Linked DNA regions of Homo sapiens: region 2 is linked to region 1. Evidence: chromatin loops called from intact Hi-C (ENCODE). Cell type or tissue: K562. All regions are shown on one strand.

Region 1 (2,500 bases):
CAAAGAAGTTTCACCTATGTTATCATGTCTGAGAGGCATTATAGCTCTGTAAATCAGGCAGAAATCTGTTCTTTTCTCTATTTTACACAGCTGGACAAGTTGCAGGAAAAGAAATAGAACTCATGTCTTCTGACTGCAAACTTTTTCTCTTTATCTTAAGGCTCCTAGAGATAAGTAAGTAAAAGTGATAGTAACTTGCCCCCTGAAGGAGATGCCAATTTTGAGTTGAAGAACAAAAATCTTTGTTAAATTCCAAAAGTTTTGATGAAGGGACACCATTAATCACTTTGCTCTTTTCATGTGTTGGCTCTTAACTTTATTTTGATGAACTTTCATTTAGTCCTTTTGAAAGGAAAGTAGTTTAGATTTCCTTTCTGAAGTGTCTAGTTTTATTTTTGACTACTAAGGTTTCCAAATCTTTCATGTCCTAATTAAATGTGTTCACTTCCTCTTGAAGATGCGTCATTGTGATAACAGTGTGTATGTACCTTCCCAGTGGTGTTTTCCAAGAAAACCAAAATACAATACTGCTTTTAAAAACAGAAGTTTGCAGTAATTGTTACTGAGACTCGATCAGAAAACTGGAAGTACTGAAATACGAATTCGAAAGGCACAACATTCTGAGACTATACATCTTTTACTTTCTGGGTTTTGAAAAGAGGAAAGAAGGCTGGGTGCAGTGGCCGATGCCTGTAATCCTAGCACTTTGGGAGGCCAAGGCGGGTGGATCACCTGAGGTCAGGAGTTCGAGATCAGCCTGGCCAACATGGTGAAACCCCGTCTCCACTAAAAATACAAAAATTAGCCTGGCATGGTGGTGGGCGCCTGTAATCCCAGCTACTCAGGAGGCTGCAGCAGGAGAATTGCTTGAACCTGGGAGGTGGAGGTTGCAGTGAGCCGAGATCGCGCCATTGCACTCCAGCCTGGGCAACAAGAGCGAAACTCTGTCTCAAAAAAAAAAAAAAAAGATAAGAAAAGAAAAGAAGAAAGAAGCATATTATTTTAAATTGGCATCTGAAGGTAAAGAAGTAAAATTTGCTAAATAGGGGTAAGAATATACTGAAGTTTGACATTTTAACTAGATTAAAATACATTTTTTCTATCTATATTTCTTCTCCTTTGCAATGCACTTTCACTATGCTTAGATATCAGATTTAAAATTTATAATTTTGGAACCACATTGCTAGTCATAATTATAATTATTAATATCCAGTTAGGACCTACTTTGTGCTCTACTGTATTTCAGGAGCTTCAGTTTTTCAGGGAGGCAGAGTGCTGAAGCACAGGATATGACTAAGCAAGTTGGCAACATCTGCTTTTTCTGTTAGAAAATGCTTTGACCTTTTCCAGATGCTGGACATTTTGCAAATTATGTAGCCTCTTTGAACCTCAGTTTTATCACTTATAAAATTAGGTATTAATTATTTTGTGAAGACTAATGAAAAAATTATGTGCAACCATATTAATATTAACTTAGTATTAATATTAATAATTTATTAACAAAACATATATAACAATATATAATATACCATTAATATTGTCAATTAATATTTAGTATTAAAATTGTGATGTGATATAAAAAATAATAAAAATTAGTGAAAGCATTATTAATACCAATATTAATTAACATGAATGGTAATCATTATTTTTGAGTATGTTGAATTGCTTTTGAACAGTTATGAACATTTCTGGCCAACAAAGTGGGTTGCTATTTGAGGAGTTCCCTATTTTTCTCCAAATTGGACTTATTTATTTTTTGTGTTTTTAATTTGTGGTTTTATTTTTGAAAGTACCAGTGTTACTCCCCTATGGCCTGAACAAATCCTATGGACAGGAGCTGATCTGTTTACATTACACAAATATGACCGAAGAAAGGGTAGAGTTTATGCATCACTGATTATGCTTATTTTGGGAAAAATGTCTAGACCACAGGTGATGACACTGGCATTTTTAAGGAAGTGCATAACTAAATTGTTGAGTCTGGTATATCTCAGTAAAATGTTCCTGCATTTTTTTTTTCTTTTTTTGTGGTTGAGACTCAAATGTCTCATGGTTAAAAAAAACCATATTTCTTCTTGAAATTTCTTAGTAGCAACACAGAAGGCTGTTTACAGATAACAGAACCTATCCTACGGCCTAATATTTATTGGGTCTCAATAATTGCCTATTGAACTGAAGAAGGTGCTCATATTACATGAAGTTTGTTACAGTTGTTAAATTTGTTTTCCACTTGTATATGAGGTGAAAAAAATCCCCTAAAACCCTGCTCTAATAGACAACTATATCTAATTTTGCATTGCTTTTCTTTTTTTTGGTATTTTATATAGCCGCAGTACATTCTCTGTTTTCACTCTCCTTTTGTAGTTGGCCCTCCTTAACCATGGGCTTTGCATCTGTTGATTCAACCAACTGCAGATAAAAAGTATTTTAAAAAATTGCATCTGCACTGAACATGTACAGGCTATTTTTCCTTGTCATCATTCCCTAGACAATACAGCAT
Region 2 (2,500 bases), 82 kb before region 1:
TGTCATGTGATTTGTAGGGTGTTAAGGGTCTTTTGCCAGCAGACACCTTCCTTGTGACCATATGATGGTGTGGAAAATTCACACAGTAGAAGCATTCTTTTGGATTCAGGCTTTGCTTCTCTGTATAAACTAAAAGGGGGAATTTTCTGAAAGCATGTTATTATCAGTTAGGATTCCTGGTTTCAAGCAGTGTACATGGATTGGCTGGTTTAGGCCAAAAAGGAACTATTGAAAGGATATAGACTGGGGTACAGGATTGGCAGGAAGGATGGAGGATCAGATGTGGGGCCTGCCAGCTGGCAAAAGGGCCAAACGTCACACCTTAGAATGGGGCGTGAGGACTGCAGGGCTATGCTGCTGGGCGCCGGCTGCTGCTGCTCGCTCCTCTGACCCTGTGAACACTGGCCTGCTGTGACACTGCTGGACTAGACTCTTCTATGACCAAGTCCTCCACACCGATGTGCCCTGTGGTCTCTGTGATTCTGGAGCGCTGCTGTCTCCTTGGCTGAGCTTAGATCATGAACACTGGCATTTTCAGCACTGAGAGTGGGAGGCAACTCTGCCTCCTGTCAAGATTCATAAGGTGGGGAACTTCCCCAAACAATTAAAAGCAGGCTCAAAATGCCAGATGGTCAAAAAGAATAACAAGTTCCCCCACAGATACAGGGAAACCTTTCAGAACCCCCACATAGGAAGTGCAGCTTCACTCACAGGAGTGAGAACAAAGAATTGGAAAGCCGACGGCTGGTTACTCTGCATCTCTCTGCCCCTGTCTCTCTGTCTCTGTGTCTCTGTCTTTCTCTCTCTCCTATATTTTCCAGCTCCACTTGCTAAAGGTAAGGCCCACCTCTGTCCTGACCATTAGAAATTAGTTGTCTCCCTTAGAACATCTTTTTCCTCATCTTCTGCAAATACTTTTCAATCCCCCTTGGAGATTCCCTCCTCTGTCCATTTTTGGTCTGGGTGGGCTCCATCCTCAGCCCTCAGGATGGGCCATAGGACCCCGTCCCAAGCCAATCAACACACTATTCCCTTGGATGCAGGAGTGAGTATGTGACCTAAACAGCCTCGATTCCCACCCCCTTTTTTATTGAACTCAAACTTATCTGTTGCAAAGTGTACAAAGTATACAACTTGATGAATTTTACATAAAATCCGTTGTATACATCTGTGGAATCATTACTGAGATTGAGATACTGATCATTTCCATCAGCCCAGCACCTCCCCTTGTAGTCCTTCTCTGTAATACTCCACTCAAAGATAATCACTATTCCGACTTCTGTTACCATTAATGGAAATTTTACCCATTTTTAAATTCTATATGAATGGAATAATATGTAATCTTTGGTGGCTGGCTGTTGATCTTTCTGTTACTGACTTGCAGCAGTTCTTTATTTTGGATATGAGTCCTTTGCTAAATACATATATTGCAAATATATTTTCTTAGCTCATAGTTGCGTTTTGACTCTCCTAACGATGTCTTTTTAGGAATATTAGTTCAAATCGCTAGTCTTTCCTATGGTTAATGCTTTTAATTTGTTCTATTTAGAAAATCTTTTAATGCTTTTAATTTGTTCTGTTTAGAAAATCTTTGCACACTCTGAGATCATGCGCAAGTTAATGACTTTGAAGGACGAAGAAGTAAAATGTTTTTGTTGCATTTGAGATTGTGAGGCAGTGAGGCTGAGCCAGAAACGAAGACAGAAAGCAGATAGACTTGTAGGGCTGGCCTTGAGATGGGGCACTGTCACAGGGTGAGTCTGAGCTTTGCAGGCACTGTCTATTTACTATAGTTGTGGCTGAAATCAGAGGCAGGCCAAGTGGATGAGACATGGGGCAGTTGACCTCAGAAGAGATTCCTTTAACTATTTCCTTTTTTTTTTTTTTTTTCTTGAGATGGAATCTTGCTCTGTTGCCAGGCTGGAGTGCAATGGCGCAATCTCAGCTCACTGCAACCTCCGCCTCCCAGGTTCAAGCAATTCTGCCTTAGCCTCCTGAGTAGCTGGGATTACAAGCGCCCACCACCATACCCAGCTAATTCTTTGTATCTTTAGTAGAGACGGGGTTTCACCGTATTGGCCAGGCTAGTCTCGAACTCCTGACCTCGTGGTCTGCCCGCCTCGTCCTCCCAAAGTGCTGGGATTACAGGCATGAGCCACTGCACCCGGCCAACTATTTCCTTTTTAAAATTTTTTTATTTTTATTTTTTGAGAGAGTCTCACTCTTTGGCCAGGCTGGAGTGCAGTGGTGTGATCTTGGCTCACTGCAACCTCTGCCTCCTGGGTTCAAGTGATTCTCATGCTTCAGCCTCCTGAGTAGCTGGGATTACAGGTGTGTGTCACCATGTCCAGCTAATTTTTTTGTATTTTTAGTAGAGATGGAGTTTTGCCATGTTGGCCAGGCTGGTCTCAGACTCCTGGCCTCAAGTGATCTGCCCACCTCAGCCTCCCAAAGTTCTGAGAATACAGGAGTGAGCCACTGCACTCAGCCTAACTATTTC

What was found. Peaks named below come from ENCODE experiments on the same cell type or tissue, not always from the same donor. Only the 100,000 strongest peaks of a DNase experiment are listed, where the experiment ranks them.
Region 2: it touches region 1 in a loop (3-fold over the local background); 4 of 110 quality-filtered maps call a loop at or near these places.

Annotation. Positions count from the first base shown.
Region 1 is chr1:173,329,353-173,331,852 of GRCh38, reverse strand. All of the region lies in intron 2 of LOC100506023 (a long non-coding RNA gene), which reads left to right. It also overlaps a transcript of TNFSF4 not described here. Among named protein-coding and RNA genes, the nearest start is that of TNFSF4, 120 kb to the right of the region's middle. In K562, no CTCF peak of the experiment used is centred here; a DNase peak (open chromatin) is centred at 1,272.
Region 2 is chr1:173,411,508-173,414,007 of GRCh38, reverse strand. All of the region lies in intron 2 of LOC100506023 (a long non-coding RNA gene), which reads left to right. It also overlaps a transcript of TNFSF4 not described here. Among named protein-coding and RNA genes, the nearest start is that of PRDX6-AS1, 49 kb to the left of the region's middle. RefSeq lists an enhancer at 155-204. In K562, no CTCF peak of the experiment used is centred here; no DNase peak of the experiment used is centred here.